2 separate regions of the Homo sapiens genome follow, and region 1 is linked to region 2. A link is an interaction called in ENCODE POLR2A ChIA-PET data of the cell type or tissue named here. Cell type or tissue: Caco-2. All regions are shown on one strand. Links, peaks and the distances in the headings refer to the core of each region. The heading gives the core; the rest is flanking DNA. Region 1 overlaps NIPSNAP1 (nipsnap homolog 1). Region 2 overlaps AP1B1 (adaptor related protein complex 1 subunit beta 1).

Region 1 (15,146 bases), core at 11,053-15,052, 200 kb after region 2:
AGTCTAGGAGACCTGGATTTGAGCTCCAGCTCTGCCCAGCAGCCTTGGACTGCTCTAGGCCTCAATGTTCTCATCTTGAAAATGGGAATAATGTTCCCACCCCACCTTCCTTAAATAGCAACAAGAAGATCAGATGTGTCCTGTACCCTGGAAGCAGTGGCATGCATAAGGAAGACCACCAGGCCTTAGAGGGGCAGCTGAACAAAAGAACAGGGGAGAACTGATGGGCTGATATGGAACATTCCAAGACAGTGAATTGAAAAAAGGAACCAAGGAACAGAAGAGGATGTGTGGTATGCTACCTCATGTGTTGAGGTGGCAAGGACATCCAGAGATGCTAATTTATGCATCACCTCTTAATGGCGACTTAAGAGATTGACAGTAGACCAGGCGCAGTGGCTCACACCTGTAATCCCAGCATTTTGCGGGGCTGAGGTGGGTGGAGACCAGCCTGACCAACATGGAAAAACCCCATCTCTACTAAAAATACAAAATTAGCCAGGTGTGGTGGCGCATGCCTGTAATCCCAGCTACTTGGGAGGCTGAGGCAGGAGAATCACTTGAACCTGGGAGGCAGAGGTGGCGGTGAGCCAAGATTGTGCCATCGCACTCCAACCTGGGCAACAAGAGCGAAACTCCGTCTCAAAAAAAAAGAGATTGACAGTAGATGCCCCTGGGACACAGAATGGAGGCCTGTGGGGCCTCGGGCAGGAGGGAAGCTTACTTTGCATGGAAAACTCTTTGTACTGTTAGAATTTATAAAAATCCTGGGCCGGGCACGGTGGCTCACGCCTGTAATCCCAGCACTTTGGGAGGCTGAGGAAGGTGGATCACGAGGTCAGGAGATCGAGACCATCCTGGCTAACACAGTGAAACCCCGTCTCTACTAAAAATACAAAAAATTAGCCAGGCGTGGTGGCGGGCACCTATAGTCCCAGCTACTCGGGAGGCTGAAGCAGGAGAATGGCATGAACCCAGGAGGCAGAGCTTGCAGTGAGCCGAGATCATGCCACTGCACTCCAGCCTGGACAACAGAGCGAGACTCCATCTTAAAAAAAAAAAAAAAAAATTAGTTGGGTGTGGTGGCACATGCCTATAATCCCAGTTACTCGGGAGGCTGAGGCAGGAGAATCGCTTGAACCCAGGAGGTAGAGGTTGCAGTGAGTCAAGATTGTGCCAGTGTACTCCAGCCTGGGTGGCAGGGTGAGACTCCGTCTCAAGTAAATAAATAATCAACTTTGGGAGGCTGAGGCAGGTGGATCATCTGAAGTCGGAAATTTGAGACCAGCCTCACCAACTTGGCGAAACCCCATCTCTACTAAAACAAAAATTAGCTGGGCGTGGTGATGCACATCTGTAATCCTAGCTACTCAGGAGGCTGAGGCAAGAGAATCGCTTCAACCTGGGATGCAAAGGTTGTGGTGAGCTGAGATCGCACCACTGCACTCCAGCCTGGGCAAAAGAGCAAGACTCCGTCTCAAAAAATAAATAAATAAAAATAAAAATAAATAAAAATCATATTATCTGCACTGAGTTGAACAATGTCCCCTCAAAATTTATGCCCACCCAGAACCTCAGAATGTGACCTTATTTGGAAATAGGTCTCTGTGGGTATAATCGACCTAAGATGAGATTATACTAGGTGAGCCCTGAGTCCAGTGACTAGTGTCCTTATCAGAAGTGGGAGATCTGGACACAGGAGAACACTATGTGAAGACAGAGACACACAGAGAGAACAGCATGTGACGAGGGAGGCAGAGATTAGAATGACAAGTCTACAAGCCAAGGAACACTAAGAGTTTCCAGCAATCCCCAGAAACTGGAAGAGGCAAGGAAGGGTTCTCCCCTAAGGCCTTAGGAGGAAGGACAGCCCTGTCAACACCTTGATTTGTGACTTCCAGCCTCCAGAACTGTGACAGGATAAACCTCTGTTATTTTAAGCCACCCAGTTTGCGGTATGCTGGCCACCCCAGGAAACTAATCTAATTCCTAGTAACAAAGAAACCTAATTAATTGTGGAGGAGAAGAAAGGAACAGTTTTGCCATCCTGGGAGCATGGCTGGGCCCATCAGCGGAGGAAGGTCCCCAGGGGATCACACAGGCAAGCTAGAGCTAAGGGCAGCTGGCTGCCAGCAGTCTAGAAACTCAGACTCTGTAACTTCCCATCCCCATCCCCAGCCTGACCTTCACCTGTTTTTTGACTCCATCTGTGCCTTGATTTTCCCATCTGCAAAATGGCCTGACCCTATGGTTTAAAGGTCTTTTTCCCAAAGGAAATGGCAAAAGTACTGTATGGATAGAAATCTACCAAAACCAGGAATGACCTGTGGAAAACGGATTAACGGAGAAAAGTTACAAGGACAGCATCATTGGCAAGAGGAAGGAATTTTCTTTATTTTTCTGTCACCCAGGCTGGAGTGCGGTGGCGTGATCTCAGCTCACTGCAACATCCACCTCCTGGATTTAAGAGACTGTCCTGCCTATGCCTCCCAAGTAGCTGGGATTACAGGCGCATGCCACCACGCCCAGCTAATTTTTGTATTTTTAGTAGAGACAGGGTTTCACCTTGTTAGCCAGGCTGGTCTTGAACTCCTGACCTCAGGTGATGCACCTGCCTCAGCCTCCCAAAGTGCTGGGATACAGGCATGAGCCACCGCGCCCAGCCAAGAAGAAGGAATTGTCTAACAACTGTGGTGCTCTCCATAGGAGATGGATCAATGGTTCTTACAAGTTTATTAAAATGTAGATTCTTGAACCCTACTCCCAGCGTACAGCTCAACATGATTCAGCTGACTATGTGAGGGACTGAACTTCAAGGTACAAAAAATGTAGGGTATGCTTTAAAAAGTCAGGATCAGCCAGGCGCAGTGGCTCAGGCCTGTAATCCCAACACTCTGGGAGGCTGAGGCAGGAGAGGAGCACTTGAGCTCAGGAGTCTGAGATCAGCCTGGGCAACATAGCAAGACCTCATCTCTACAAAACAAACAAACAAACAAAACAAAACAACTAGCCCAGGCATGGTGGTGCATGTCTGTGGTCCCAGCTACTCGAGAAGTTGAGGTGAGAGGATCGCCTGAGCCTAGGAGTTCAAGGTTACAGTGAACTATGATCATGCCACTGCACTCCAAACTGGGTGACAGAGCGAGACCCTGTCCCAAACAGAAAAATAAAAAGAAGAAAAAGGCCAGGGGCAGTGGCTCACGCCTTTAATCCCAGCACTTTGGGAGGCCGAGGCAGGTGGATCAACTGTGGTCAGGAGTTCGAGACCAGCCTGGCCAAGATGGTGAAACTCCATCTCTACTAAAAATACAAAAATTAGCCAGGCATGGTGGTTCATACTTGTAGTCCCAGCTACTCGGGAGCCTGAGGCAAGAGAACTTGCTTGAATCCGGGAGGCAGAGGTTGCAGTGAGCTGAGATCACGCCACTGCACTCCAGCCTGGGCAACAGAGTGAGACTCGGTCTCGAAAAAGAAAAAAAAGAAAAAGTCAGGATCCCATCCCTCAGAGTTCATTTCACAACTAGCAAATGCTTAAGAGAATTCAAGGAATACTGCTGGAGCTGATCAAGTCAAGCTTAAAATGGGAAAGCTGTAGTGGCTGAAACTGAAGGCAATTTGCTTTTCTCTTATTCCCTTAGCCACATATCAGTGTCTAGCCAGGTATGATGGCACACGCCTGTAGTCCCAGCTACTCAGGAGGATTGCCCGAGCCCAGAAATTCAACTCCAGCCTGGGCAATATAGTGAGACCCTGTTTCTAAATGGAAATAATAAAAATAAAACATAAATAATATGTTAATGTCTGTTACGGAAACCAAATAATTGATTAAGGAGATACACCTATCTATCTGCAGGTCACAGATTATTTTCAAAGACACGATTATCAGGGCTGTCAAAGGATGAAATAGATTGGCTTACAAGTGAACTCTTCATGGCTAGGAGTGTTCAAGGGAAGTTTAGAGGACCATCTGTTATGGCTGTGCTATGCAGACACTCTAAACCAGTACTGTCCAAAAGTACTTTCTGCATGAGCCTGTGTGTATATGAGTGAGCATTTGAAATGTAGCTAGTATGACTAAGAAACTGAATTTTTTCTTTTTAAAATCTTTTCTTCTTTTTTTTTTAATATGTATTTTCTTTATAGAAGCAAAGTCTCACTATGTTGCCCAGGCTGGTTTCAAACTCCTGGCCTCAAGTGTTCCTCCCACCTCAGCCTCCTAATCTGCTGGGATTATAAGCATAAGCCACCATATTCAGTCCTGAATTTTTTCTTTTTTAGAGACAGGGTCCTCACTGTGTTGCCCAGGCTGGAGTGCAGTGGCTATTCATAGGTGTGATGGTATTCAATCACGGCCTCGAACTCCTGGGCTCAAGCAGTCCTCCCAACTCAGCCTCCCAAGTAGCTAGGACTACAGGTGAGCACCTTGGCACACAGCTTGAACTTTAAATTTTATGTAATTTTAACTAATATAAATTTCAATAGCTACATGTGAGGCCAGGGCGCAGTGGCTCACACCTGTAATCTCAGTAGTCCAGGAGGCCAAGGCTGACGGATTGCTTGAGTCCAGGAGTTCAAGACCAGCCTGGGCAACATAGCGAAACCCTGTCTCTACTAAAAATATAAAAAATTAGCTGGCTGTGGTGGTGCACACCTGTAGTTCCAGCTACTTGGGAGGCTGAGGTGAGAGAATCATCTGAGCCCGGGAGGTCAAGGGTGCAGTGAGCTGTGATTGCACCACTGCAGTCCAGCCTGGGAAACCAGAGTGAGACGCTGTCTCAAAAAAATAAATAAATAGGCCAGGCGCAGTGGCTGATGCCTGTAATCCCAACACTTTGGGAGGCTCAGGCGGGAGGATCATGAGGTCAGGAGTTCAAGACCAGCCTGACCAACATGGTGAAACCCTGTTTCTACTAAAAATACAAAAATTAGCCAAGTGTGGTGGCACACGCCTGTAACCTCAGCTACTCAGGAGGCTGAGGCAGGAGAATCACTTGAACCCAGGAGGCAGAGGTTGCAGTGAGCCAAGATTGCACCACTGTACCCCAGCCTGGGTGACAGTACAGAGCGAGGCTCCATCTCAAAAAAATAAATAAATAAATAACTACATGTGGTTAGTGGCTATCATTTTGGACAGTGTGGGTCTGAATTTGAGGTCCCTTTGAGTGGCTGAGATGCTGTGAGTCAGCCAAATTCATGTGTGGGTTCTTATAGCTGGTGCCAACTTTGATGTGTCTATTAGGCTGGGATGGGGCATGCTAGGGGTGCCCCTGGGACTGTAAGACACCAGCTCAGACAAGAAGAACTCCTATTTATTCCACAAATATGTGCTGCATATTGGGGATTCACCCATATATGGAGACAGACAACTAAACAGGCAGCTATAGGGGTACATGATCAGGGCGTGAGGAGGTAATTACTGAGGCCTGGAGAGCTAAGGAAGGTGCCTGACCCAGCCCGCGTGGAGGAAATCTCGGCAGCCTTCCAGGAGGAGGTGACATCTATGCCAAAATAGAAAAGTGAATAGTCCAGGCACTGTGGCTCATGCCTGTACTCCCAGCACTTTGGGAGGCCAAAGTGGAAGGATCGCTTGAGCCCGGGAGTTTGAGACCACCCTGGGTAACATAGGGAGATCCCGTCTCTACAAAAAATTTAAAATAAATTAGTTGGGCATTGTGGCATGCACCTGTGGTCCCAGCTACTCAGGAGGCTGAGGTAGGAGGATTGCTTAAGCTCAGGAGGTTAAGGCTGTGTGAGCTGTGATCACACCACTGCACTCCCCACTGGGTAACAAGACCTGGTTTCAAAAATAAATAAATAAATGAAAATTTAAAAATGAATAAAACTGAAAGGCCAGGCACGGTGGCTCATGTCTACAATCCTAGCACTTTGGGAGGCCGAGGAGGTAGGATCATTTGAGTTCAGGAATTCAAGACCAGCCTGGGCAACATGGAGAAACCCCGTCTCTACCAAAAAACACAAAAATTAGCCGAGCATGGTGGAGCGCACCTATAGTCCCAGCTACTCAGGAAGCTGAGGTGGGAGTACTGCTTGAGCCTGGGAAATTGAGGCTCGAGTGAGCCAAGATTATGCCACTGCACTCCAGCCTGTGTGACAGAGCAAGACCCTGTCTCAAAAAAAAAAAAAAAAAAAAAAAAGGCCGGGAGTGGTGGCTCACTCCTGTAATCCCAGCACTTTGGGAGGCCGAGGCAGGTGGATCACCTGAGGTCAGAAGTTCGAGACCAGCCTGACCAACATGTGAAACCCCATCTCTACTAAAGATACAAAATTAGCCAGGCCTGGTGGCACAGGCCAGTAATCCCAGCTACTCGGGAAGCTGAGGCAGGAGAATATCTTCAACTCAGGAGGTGGAGGTTGCAGTCAGCCAAGACTGTGCCACTATCTGCCAGCCTGGGTGACAGAGCGAGACCCTGTCTCAAAAAAGAAAAAAGAAAAAAAAAAAAAAGGCCGGGTGCGGTGGCTCACACCTGTAATCCCAGCACTTTGGGAGGCTGAGGCAGGTGGATCACCTGAGATCAGGAGTTCAAGACCAGCCTGACCAACATGGTGAAATCCCGTCTCTACTAAAAATACAAAATTAGCTGGGCGTGGTGGCACATGCCTGTAATCCCAGCTACTCAGGAGGCTGAGACAAGAGAATTGCTTAAACTGGGGAGGCGGAGGTTGCAGTGAGCCGAGATTGCACTACTGCACTCCAGCCTGGGGCAACAAGAGTGAAACTCAGTCTCGGAAAAAAAAAGAATAAAAGACAGTGATCCAGGTAAAGCAGGCAAACAAGAAATAATGCTTAAGGCAGAAGAAAGAGAATGAGCAGTAGTCTGGAACTAAAGAGTGAAACTGTCAATCTGAGGAACTGAGTCCTGGGTGGGACAGCACAGCGAGGCATGGAGGATTTGGTGCCATGAGGCTGGGGGCAGGGCCGGGAAGGAGTCACAGGCTTCACGGGTCACCTTGAGGGCACAGGGGAGCCAGGACAGGTATTTGAGCAGGGGAGTGAGGTGATGAGGTTTTAGTAAGAGCCCCACCAGGTGCTGTTGTGGAGAGGGAGTGGAGAACAGCCAGGTGTGAAAGGTGCTGGAGGCCAGGGCTGGGCAGTGGCAATGGCACTAGGGAGGTGAGCGCCTTACCTGCCTGGTCCTGCTCCCCATACCACGTGTTCCAGTTGCCCACGAGTGAGCATGGGTAGTCCTCATCCAGGTGAAGCTTGGGCAGCACAGCCTCCCTGTGGGGGAGGTGCAGAGAGGGGCAGGGTTCACATAGCCACCAGGGCCTCTGAGATAAGGGTTCAAACTCAGTTCAAACAGACCCTGGGGCTGGGCCTCAGACTCTCCATCTCTAAAATGCAGAAGCTAGGCAAGAGGCCCTCAGGACTTCCGACACTGAAATTTACATCCTGGCTGGGCACAGTGGCTCACACCTGTAATCCCAACACTGGGAGGCTGAGGCAGGAGGATTGCTTGAGCCCAGTAGTTTGAGACCAGCCTGGGAAGCAAAGTGAGATCCCATCTCTCTTTTTTGTGTGTGAGACAGAGTTTTGCTCTTGTTGCCCAGGCTGGAGTGCAATGGCGCAATCTCGGCTCACTGGAACCTCCGCCTCCTGGAGACCATCTCTTAAAAAAAAAAAAAAGAAAGAAAGAAAATGGGGCCAAACGCAGTGGCACATGCCTGTAATCCCAGCACTCGGAGGCCGAGGCAGGTGGATCACCTGAGGTCAGGAGTTTGCGACCAGCCGGACTAACATGGTGAAACCCTGTCTCTACTAAATACAAAAAAATTAGCCATGCTTAGCGGCGCATGCCTGTAATCCGAGCTACTTGGGAGGCTGGAACAGGAGAATCGCTTGTACCTGGGAGGCAGAGGTTGCAGTGAGCCGAGATCGCGCCATTGCACTCCAGCCTGGGCAACGAGAGCAAAACTCCATCTCAAAAAAAAAGAAAGAGAGAAAGAAAGAAAGAAAGAAAAAGGCAGAAATAAAAGAAATCTACATCTCCTGGATTTCTACAGAAAAGAACAGGGTGGAGGATGTTCCGCAAATTTGCTGAAAGTGTGTTCCCCACCCAAGCAGGGGATGGGATGTATGGATGCAGGGTGCTCACGTGAGGCTGTTGTAGGCATCCAGGTATTCAGGCTTTACATTGTGAACTGCAACAGAGGACAGAGAACAAGAAGTGAGGTAGGGTGTGTACACAGGGAAGAACTTGGGGTGAGGGGAGCCCATCAAGGCCAGGGGTCCCAGGACAGCTGAGGACATTCCAGACCCTCCCATCTCCTTCCTGGAGCCTCACAGGCCCCCAGAGCCCCTGAAAGGGCAGAAATTGGTCAGCTCAGCAGCCACTCACACTGGATCTTATAGAGGTTGCTGGTTTCCTTCTTGGACAGCAGGGTGGAGTGGGCATCCTTCCGGGGATCCACTTTGTGAACAAAGAGGGAGCGGAACCAGCTGCCTTCATTGTCCTTGGAATAGAAACTGCAGGACAGAGGAGTTGAGGGGGACGCGCGGAGGTTGGGGGAGCCCCAGCAATTCCATCCACTTGGATGTCCTGCTCCCCTAGACCAGTGACCCACATTTCTGGGAACAGGGCCACGGAGTCCTGTGGCAGCTCCAGACTGTGAAATGCTATTGGAGCCAGCTCCTTTCTACAGATATTCCAGCTGCCCAGTTGGCTTCTTGAAGCTTTGCAGAGCCTCAGGACGCCAGGAGAGGCAGCCCCACCTCCCACTTCTCTCTCTAGCCTCCCTGCCTCCACTTCATCCCCCTTCCAAGAGGTCCTCTACTTGGGTCATATAACTCCAGCCTCTCGCCAAGAGGATCAACCCCAAATCCACCTTGCATCATGCCCAAAGCCCTTGACAACCCAACCTAACTTGTCAGCCTCCCCTCCTGCCCCCTCACCTGTACACCTCACTCTCCAGGTGTGCTCTTCCCTGAACACACCAGGATCTGCTACTCTGTGCTTTCTGTACAAGTTCTGTCCCCTCTAACGAGAAGACTGCTCTCACCGTCCTCCCCAGCACTCTCACAGTGCACTTGGCCCATGTCCCCACCCTGACCCCACACATGGAAAGCCAAATACAAATAAGCTTTGTCCTTGAGGAGCTCATAGTCCACTAGGAGAAATGGGCCTTGGGACACAATTATAGGAGGGGTCTCTGGAAGAGCCCAGGTGAACTAGCCTTAACTCTGCTTCTGGCAACCTGGGCAGACTCTCTACAGAGGAGGAGATGAGCTGGTCAGTCCCCAGGACTGGTTTGGCAGATAGAGGGAGTAAAAGGCACTGCAAAGCAAGATGCATTCACTCATCCAGCCAACACCTGCTCTGCCCATCTCCATAGGATACTGAGAATGAATGAATGAATGATCAATGAATATGATTATGTGCTTTGCCCATGAGCACTGTGGTTAAGGGCAGTGGAGGGTCTGCTGCCAGCTCCTACTGGACCAGAACTGCACTCCCATCCTAAACACATACCCAAGGTCCCAGCAGGAGGCAGGGGTGCTTATTTTGAGACTACCAATCTTCCCGCTCCACAGCCTTGGTGCAGCTTGCAGCCAGGCCTGAAAAGGAAGTCTCCCAATGGAGACAATTCCTAGCCAGGGAGCCTGGCAAGAGGGATCCCTGAGTGGCAGCAAGCCTTATCCCTTTTTTCTTTTTTCTCTTTTGTTTTTTCCAAGTGAGGTCACAGGAAGCCCTATCCTTTCTTTTCTTTTTTTCTTTTCTTTTTTTTTGAGACAGAGTCTTGCTCTTGTTGCTCAGGCTGGAGTGCAGTGGTGCGATCTCGGCTCACTGCAACCTCGGCCTCCCGGGTTCAAGCAATTTTCCTGCCTCAGCCTCCTGAGTAGCTGAGATTACAGGCGCGTACCACCACATCCAGGTAATTTTCGTATTTTTACAATACAAATACTCGGCTGCCCTATCCCTTTTTAAGACTTTTATGTGGTTAGACAAATGTCTTAGGCTGGGTGTGATGGCTCACGCCTGCAATCCCAGCACTTTGGGAGGCCAAGGCAGGCAGATCACCTGAGGTCAGGAGTTCGAGACCAGCCTGCCCAGCATGGCGAAACCCTGTCTCTACTAAAAATACAAAAATCAGCCAGGCGTGGTGGTGTGCACCTGTAATCCCAGCTACTCAGGAGCATGAGGCAGGAGAATTGCTTGAACCTGAGAGGCAGAGGTTGCAGTGAGCCAAGATCGCACCATCACACTCCCGCCTGGGCAACAGAGCGAGAATCCATCTCAAAAAAAAAAAAAAAAAAAAGGACAAATGTCTTGCAAATAAAAAATCAATCAATTTTTTCCAAAATATGGAGCAGCCATTGGGACGGATAAAATCAGCTGGGCACGATGGCTAAATGCCTGTAATCCCAGTACTTTGGGAGGCTGAGGTCAGAGGATCACTTGAGCCCAGGAGTTCAAGATCAGCCTGGGCAACAAAATGAGACTCCATCTCTACAAAAAAAATAATAAATATGACTGGCTTATGCCTGTAATCCCAGCACTTTGGGAGGCTGAGGCAGGAGGATTGCTTGAGGCCATGAGACAAGCCTGGGGAAACTTGTGAGACCGTGTCTCTACAAAAAATAAAATTAGCTGGGCATGACGGTATGTGCCTGTAGTCCCACTACTTGGGAGGCTGAGGTGGTAGGATCACTTGAGCCTGGGAGGTTGAGGCTGCAGTGAGCCAAGATCTTGCCACTGTACTCCAGCTTGGGCAACAGAGTGAGACTCTATCTCAAAAAAATAAAATAAAATAAAATAAAATACAATAATTAGCCGGGTGTGGTGACACATGCCTGTAGTCTCAGCCACTTGAGAGACTTAGGAGGATCGCATGAAGCCCAGGAAATCAAGGCTACAATGAACTATGATCAGGCCACTGCACTCCAGCCTGGGTGACAGAGACCATGTCTCAAAAAAAAAAAAAATTTCTTTTTAAAAATAATCTTAAAGTGGTGATATGTTTGTTTTGTTTTGTTCATTTGTTTGTATTTGAGATGGAGTCTTGCTCTGTCGCCAGGCTGGAGTAAAGTGGTATGATCTCCACTCACTGCAACCTCCACCTCCCGGGTTCAAGTGATTCTCCTGCCTCAGCCTCCCAAGTAGCTGGGACTACAGACGTGTGCCACCACGCCCAGCTAATTTTTGTATTTTTAGTAGAGACGGGGTTTTACTATGTTGGCCAGGATGGTCTCGATCTCTCGACCTCATGATCCACCTGCCTCGGCCTCTCAAAGTGCTAGGATTACAAGCATGAGCCACTGCGCTGGGCCAAAGTGGTGATATGTTTGTATAAGCATAAAAATGAGAAATGGGCCGGGCATGGTGGCTCACGCCTATAATTCCAGCACTCTGGGAGGCCGAGGCAGGCGGATCACTTGAGCTCAGGAGTCTGAAGCCCTGTCTCTGCAATAAATAAAAAAATTGCTGGGTACGGTGGCTCACGCCTGTAATCCCAACACTTTAGGAGGCCAAGGCGGGTGGATTACCTGAGGTCGGGAGTTTGAGACCAGCCTGACCAACATGGAGAAACCCCATCTCTACTAAAAATACAAAATTAGCCAGGCGTGGTGGTGCATGCCTGTAATCCCAGCTACTCAGGAGGCTGGGGCAGGAGAATTGCTTGAACCCAGGAGGTGGAGGTTGTAGTAAGCCGAGATCAGGCCATTGCACTCCAGCCTGGGCAACAAGAGTGAAACTCTGTCTCAAAAAAAAAAAAAATTAGCCAGGTGTGGTCGAGTGTCAAGTGCGCCTGTAGTCCCAGCTACTCAGGAGGCTGAGGTGGGAAGATCGCTTGAACCCAGGAGGCGTAGGTTGCAGCAAGCTGAGATCGGGCCACTGCACTCCAGCCTGGGCAACAGAGCAGACCCTGTCTCAAAAAACAAAACAAAACAAAACAAAACAAAAAAAGAGGCTGGGCATGGTGGCTCATGCCTGTAATCCTAGCATTTTGGGAGGCTGAGGCGGGCAGATTGCTGGAGCTCAGGAGTTCACGACTAGCCTGGGCAACATGGCAAAACCCCATTTCCACTTAAAAAAAGATACAAAATATTAGCCAGGAGTGGTGATGTGTGCCTGTAGTCCCAGCTACTCGAGAGACTGAGGCAGAACTGCTTGAATCCAGGAGGCGGAGGCTGCAGTGAGCCAAGATCACGCCACTGCACGCCAGCCTGGATGACAGAGTGAGACTCCATCTTCACAAAAAAAAAAAAAAAAAAAAAAAAAAAAAAAGAAAGAAAAAGAAAAGAAAATAAATTACTTGTCCCAAACTGTTAATACTGCTTACCTGGGAAAGAGGAATAGGAGATGGCTAAATTTTTCTTTATTCATTGTAATTTTTTATAAAGATTTTAAAGTGTGTTAAGCATTTCTGAATTCATGAACTCTCTCGATCATTGTACATGCATCTGCTTCATTAGCAAAAAGACAATTATCAGCCTGGTGCGGTGGCTCATGCCTGTAATCCCAGCACTTTGGGAGGCCGAGGCGGGCGGATTGCCTGAGGTCAGGAGTTTGAGGCTAGCCTGGCCAACATGGTGAAACTCAGTCTCTACTAAAAATACAAAAATTAGCTGGGCATGGTGGTGCAATCCTGTAATCCCAGCTACTCGGGAGGCTGAGGCAGGAGAATCACTTGAACCCGGGAGGCGGAGGTTGCAGTGAGCTGAGATCGTGCCATTGCACTCCAGACTGGGCTACAAGAGCGAAACTCTGTCTCAAAAAAAAAAAAAAAAAAAGACAATTATCATTAGATGGGTAGTGCGGTCTGTGAAGTTTTTGGACCAGAATAAGGGAGGCTCTAAGCCAGGGATCTGTGATGTACTTTTCAGTTGCAGGATCTCACTGATTCTATGCAATGATCTTATAGTATTGGTACTATTAGTATTCCCATTCTCGCGAGGATAAAATGGAAAGAAGCCCAGAGAGTTTAAGGGACTTGCCCAAGGCCGCACAGAAAATCAGAGGGCAGAGTTAAGAACCCAGCGCTCTTTCCTTGAAAGCCAATCCCCACCTCAGGTTGGGCACTGAGGGACCTGACCTTTGGTTTTAATGTAGAGGGGCTGCTTCCCCTGGAGGGAGATGGGCAGTGAGGAGAGCAGCTCCTACTATTTATCAACCAAGACCTTTGCTCTAGAAAGGACTAGACAGAGTAATTTATTAACATCAGCACTGACCAAGATAAATATCAGTCAAATAGCCAGCCCTGAAGAAAGAGATTAGGGGCTGGAACACTGGAAACTTCAGGAGCTCTGATGGGCTCCCGTCTCTTCCCACTACTCTAATCCTTCCTGCCTGTGGGCCTCAGTTTCCCCATCTGTCAAATGAGCAGGGTGGTGGAGCCCATCCCTAAAGCTGTTTTCTACAGGTAAAATCCAAGAAGGAGCTTGTCAAAGATCTCAGAGGAGGGTTTGAACTCCAAGCCAGCATCCCCAAGGGTACATCTGCAAGAGTACAAATGTCACTTTCTCAGTGAAATTACAATGTTCTCCTACCCTTGACCTCCCCAAGCCCTCTCTTCCTGCTCTCTATCTTGTTCCAGAGCACGTTCTAAAACGCTATACTAGGATTAGCCCAGTGGCTCATGCCTATAATCCCAGCACTTTGGGAGGCTGACGCAAGAGGGAAGGATTGCTTGAACCCAGGAGTTGTTTTTTTTTTTTTGTTTTGTTTGAGATGGAGTCTCAGTCTGTCGTCCAGGCTGTAGTGCAGTGGCGTGATCTGGGCTCACTGCAACCTCCGCCTCCCAGGTTCAAGCAATTCTCCAGCCTCAGCCTCTCAAGTAGCTGGGACTACAGGCATGTGCCACCACATCCAGCTAATTTTTTATTTTTAGTAGAGATGGGTTTTCACCATGTTAGCCAGGCTGGTCTCGAACTCTTGACCTCAGGTGATCCTCCTGCCTCAGCCTCCCAAAGTGCTGGGATTACAGACATGAGCTACCACACTTGGCCTTTTTTTTTTTTTGTATTTTTTTGAGATGGAGTTTCACTCTGTTGCCCAGGCTGGAGTGCAGTGGCGTAATCTCAGCTCACTGCAACCTCCACCTCCTGGGTTCAAGCGATTCTCTTGCCTCAGCCTCCCGAGTAGCTGGGACTACAGGTGCGTGCTACCACACCCGGCTAATTTTTGTATGTTTTAGTAGAGACGGGGTTTCACCATGTTGGTCAGGCTGGTCTCGAACTCCTGACCTCAAGTGATCTGCCTGACTTGGCCTCCCAAAGTGATGGGATTACAGGCATGATCCACCATGCCCGGCCGAACCCAGGAGTTTGAGACCAGCCTGGGAAACATAGCAAGACCTCATCTCTACTAAAAATTAAAAACAAAAAAAAACACTATACTTTTTGGCTTATTATGTGCTTTGTTTATTGTCAGTCTCTAAACTGGAGGCAGCCCTAGCGGGGCAGAATCCTTGTCTGTTCTGTTGTATCCCTGCTGTATCCCCTATGCTTGGAGCAGTGCTGGGCACATGGTGAGAATGCAGTCCAAGTTTGAGAAATGAATGAAAGAGGAGCTAAGACATTCTTGCATGAAAATGATGAAAGCTGAAAAGTATGAAACAAAAGAAATGGTAGACCTTAGGCTGGGCGTGGTGGCTCACGCCTGTAATCCCAGCACTTTGGGAAGCCGAGGCGGGTGGATCACAAGGTCAGGAGTTCAAGACCAGCCTGGCCAAGATGGTGAAACCCCGTCTGTACTAAAAATACAAAAAATTAGCTGGGTGCGGTGGCAGGCGCCTGTAATCCCAGCTACTTGGGAGGCTGAGGCAGGAGAATCGCTTGAACTCAGAGGGCAGAGGTTGCAGTGAGCCGAAATCGCGCCACTGCACTCCAGCCTGGCTGACAGAATGAGACTCCGTCTCAAAAAAAAAAAAAAAGGTAGACCTTGACCCAGAGTGACTTCACTCAGGGATCAGGGGTCCTTTCCATCCTTAACACCAACAGCAGAACTAGTGCTTATGAGCACAAGCTCTGGACAAATCCAGGTTTTGATCCTAGCTCAGCTTCATCTTTCTTTTTTCTTCTATTTTTTTTTTCTTTTTTCGAGACAGGGTCTCACTCTGTCACCCAGGCTGGAGTGCAGTGACACAATCATGGCTCACTGCATCCTCTATCTCCCAGACTCAAATGA
Region 2 (4,000 bases), core at 1-4,000:
GACGCAGTGGTGCACACCTGTAGTCCCATCTACTTGGGAGGCTGAGTGGCACAAGAAGCACTTGAACCCAGGAGGCAGAAGTTGCAGTGAGCTGAGACTGTGCCACAGCACTCCAGTGTGGTGACAGAGCAAGACTCTGTCTCCCCGCCCCACCCCCGCAAAAAAAAAACACATTGAGACTTTCAAGTACAGCCTTCCAATCCTACCTGTAGTTTTATGTGGTATAGAAAACCACACAACTCCAAAAAACAGACATTTGAATGGAGAAAACCCACTTCACTTTATCTCTTTTGTTGCGTCTATGGAAGGGACTCAAACAAATAACCCACCAATATCTCCTTTCAAGTCATTACTATACGGGGGCAAGATGAAAGTTACTAGTGCAACGGATGTGAGGGATCAGGAGTCATTTCACAGCCTCTGGAAACCAAGCCAACACAGCACCTCCTCTCCAGCCCAATTGGATTTTTCCAAATTAAGCTTGTATTTATGGCAGGATGGCACTGAGCAAGCCTCCCAACCGAGAGACACCCATAGATTTTGTTTCAGTAATCACTGGGAAACAAATACGTACTGTCTTGGGGTCACCTTAAATCCTTTGTGGATCCTGAAGGAATAAAGGAATAAAGGCTTCACTGACAAAACAGTACAAAAAAAGGCACAATTCTACTTCCCTTTTGCTTTGCAAAGTTGAAAAGGAAGGATGGCACTTTTCTATGGGAGCTGCAGGAAAGAGCAGAAGAGCCCACTGCGTCTGATGTTGCAAGTCCCACAGTGGGGACTCTAAACTTGCTGGTCCTCCCAGCATGAGTCATGGCTGTAGACAGATCCACAAAGGAAGGCCCCGCATGCGCCAGGCTCACAGCTCCCGTTCGCCCTCCTCTTTCATGCCTGGCCCAGGCCCGGCACATAGCAAGTATTCAATTGATAGTTGTTGAAAGAAATGAAAAGGGGCCACTGAAAATCCCAGGGAGCCTCAGCCTGCTCTCTGGCAGCCCTGTTACGTAACTAGTTAGCATTTGTTTCCAACAGGAATTTACCGACATTAAAAACGATTTTTTTTTTTTTTTTTTTTTGCACACACATAAAGCCATTTTCTCAAAGAAACCTCACCAACCTAGGGGTTCTTTGGGGACCTCTGAAAATGGGCAGGTAAATCAGATAATGGGATTTCTGTCTTACAATAAAGATCTGCATGGTTCCAGAAGTCACAGACTTGAGAGTGTAACTGCCAAAAGTATCCAAAATAATAGGATAATATCATTTCTCAAGGTTGAGTGTAAGAGGGATAACTGAAGACAAAAGGGGCTAAAACTCACAGGCCACAAAGAAACACAGAAAGTAACACAGAAACCACTCCAACATTAAATCTAAAAAGAAACAAAAGTGGCCGGGCGTGGTGGCTCATGCCTGTAATCCTAGCACTTTGGGAGGCTGAGGTGGGCAGATTGCCTGAGCTCAGGAGTTTGAGACCAGCCTGGGCAACATAGTGAAACCCCGTCGCTACTAAAATACAAAAAATTAGCTGGGCGTGGTGGCATGTGCCTGTAGTCCCAGCTACTCGGGAGGCTGAGGCAAGAGAATTGCTTGAACTCAGGAGGTGGAGACTGCAGTGAGCTGAGATCGTGCCACTGCACTCCAGCCCGAGCGACAGAGTGAGACTCAGTCTCAAAAAAAAAAAAAAAAAGAAAGAAAGAAAGAAAGAAAAGTGAATAAAACAAACAAAATACCTTAGATAACTAATGTGAGAGCTGCTCGGAATTTCTTGCCTCTCCAGAAGAAAAAGCCGTCAGAGCCTGTCCCCTCCCCTGCAGGCCCAATACAACATCAGAGGGCCCTAAATTCCCAGGACGCAACCTGCTGGTGACAGATGGGTGCTGTATGCAACTGACCAAGAGGAGAAACGGGTGAGAAAGCCTTTCTTTCTGGGGATTTAAAAAAAAAGTGACAGAGCTGCAGGGTAGCTGGTCAAAGCACAGCTGCAGGGTAGCTGGTCAAAGCACAGCTGCAGATACCCCAACAGCGCTGAGCTTTCCGTGACAGTCTTCCTTTTACAGGTGCTAAGCAACTACTCACAAACTTAACTGCCACTCAGTGCACTGGTGCTGGCTGCAGCTTTTTTCCGCAGTATCTGTTTCACATATCCCTCTGCAGAGGGCCCAATGGGACTGATGATGCAGAAATGTATCCCTCTGAAGTTGTTTCATATGCAGGAAATTAAAGTAGAGAAGGGAGGAGATGCGGAGAAAAGTGAAACGCTTTAGAAAGCCACCCCAAAACACAGATAACAAAACAAAACAAAACACCTCACTTCACCATGAATGATTCCCTACCTACAGCTTAGTGATGTACTGAGGGCAGCTATCTCCTCGTGTCCTTTCTCCATTGTGAGCACCTAATGCTGGTACCTGGTCTTGCAGTTGCCTCTTGGATGGATATCAGTGCAAGAGATTTCTCATTCTCTCCGCAGGAATGGAAAAAACCCTACAGTTCAGTCCTAACGGGGCTCAGACTCATAGATGCCATGAGAAAGACTGGTGTTTTTCCTGGCACCTGCTTGGCTGTTATCATGCACTGTATCCCTACCCCATAGAGGCCAAAGGGGCTGAGACCTTGTTCTCTGATGAATCTGATCGGGTACACGAATCATATTTGAAAGCAGGCAGCGGCTGGGCGCGGTGGCTTATGCCTGTAATCCCAGCACTTTGGGAGGCTGAGGTGGGCAGATCACGAGGTCAGGAGATCGAGACCATCCTGGCTAACATGGTGAAACCCCATCTCTATGAAAAATAAAAAAAATTAGCCGGGTGTGGTGGCACGTGCCTGTAGTTCCAGTTACTCAGGAGGCTGAGGCAGGAGAAGCATGAACCCAGAGGCGGAGCTTGCAGTGAGCAGAGATCGCGCCACTGCACTCTAGCTTGGGCGACAGAGTGAGACTCCGTCTCAAAAAAAAAAAGCCAGCAAATTTAGGCAAGAAAAAGCTTAGGGTTTGGATTCCATCTTTGGAAGTGTCAGGGCAAATTTTTTAAAGTGGTTAATTACGGGGAATTTTTGATTCAGAAACTGCTCTGGCCAGTATAATGAGTCACTTTGCTAAGGAGACAGCATTCTGGGCTGGGATCCCCCCCTCAATTTCAGCATTTACAGGCCAAGAAATGCCTCAAGGGGATGGCATGGTCAAAATTAAAAGAGGGGCATACCTGGAACAACTGGTTTCACCCTTGAGGAGCCAGTGTGGCTGTCCTCTCTTAATCTTAATATTTCTCACACCCACATTTGAAAGATTATGACTTTGATGTCACATCCCAGAAACAGTTCTGGTTAACTTCATTTTTTAGAATTAAAGAAAGGGAACTGAGGCTGGGCATGGTGGCTCACGCCTGTAATCCGAGCAGTTTGGGAGGTCCAGGTGGGCAGATCACCTGAGGTCAGGAGTTCGAGACCAGCCTAGCCAACATGGTGAAACCCCATCTCTACTAAAAATACAAAAAATTAGCCGGGCATGCTGGCGGGTGCCTGTAGTCCCAGCTACTCGGGAGGCTGAGGTAGGGGAATCACTTGAACCCGGGAGGCAGAGGTTGCAGTGAGGTGAGATCGCAGCATTGCACTCCAGCCTGCGCAACAAGAACGAAACTGGGTCTCAAAAAAAAAAAAAAAAAGAAAAAAGAAAAGAAAAGGAACTGAGCAATAAAGCCTAAAATATAGTAGCTTTCTCTCTTATGTTTTCTAGATGTATAAAGAAGCCCTTGGTGAGACTTTTGGAAACAGTGTCCAGGGACAAAGATGTAACATGATCTAAGAGAGGGAAAAAGAGGTCCTAGGTCCTAAGGAAAAAAAAGGGAAGAAGAAAAAACATTTCCATCTAAAGACTTTGGTTTTTAGCTGCTGAAGTTAGGGTTAGGCTTAAAGGAAAAAAAGTTCTCAATATTTTTCAAATTTTGTCTTCATATATCTAAATATAATTTTAGGAACAAGAAATATAGACTATCTTTCTGTGTTT

The links. Peaks named below come from ENCODE experiments on the same cell type or tissue, not always from the same donor. Only the 100,000 strongest peaks of a DNase experiment are listed, where the experiment ranks them.
Region 1: POLR2A ChIA-PET joins it to region 2 with 6 read pairs; 5 of 35 experiments call an interaction of 5 or more read pairs at or near these places.

Annotation. Positions count from the first base shown.
Region 1 is chr22:29,562,048-29,577,193 of GRCh38, forward strand. NIPSNAP1 (nipsnap homolog 1) reads right to left here. Exons shown (of 10, transcript NM_003634.4): 2 at 8,358-8,485; 3 at 8,115-8,160; 4 at 7,146-7,240. Among named protein-coding and RNA genes, the nearest start is that of NIPSNAP1, 11 kb to the right of the region's middle. RefSeq lists an enhancer at 7,133-7,427 and a silencer at 8,893-9,187. In Caco-2, for the core only: no CTCF peak of the experiment used is centred there; a DNase peak (open chromatin) is centred at 13,084; H3K4me3 peaks cover 235 bases.
Region 2 is chr22:29,368,783-29,372,782 of GRCh38, forward strand. The region is part of intron 1 of AP1B1 (adaptor related protein complex 1 subunit beta 1); the gene reads right to left. Among named protein-coding and RNA genes, the nearest start is that of AP1B1, 18 kb to the right of the region's middle. In Caco-2, for the core only: a CTCF peak has its summit at 1,881; a DNase peak (open chromatin) is centred at 1,829.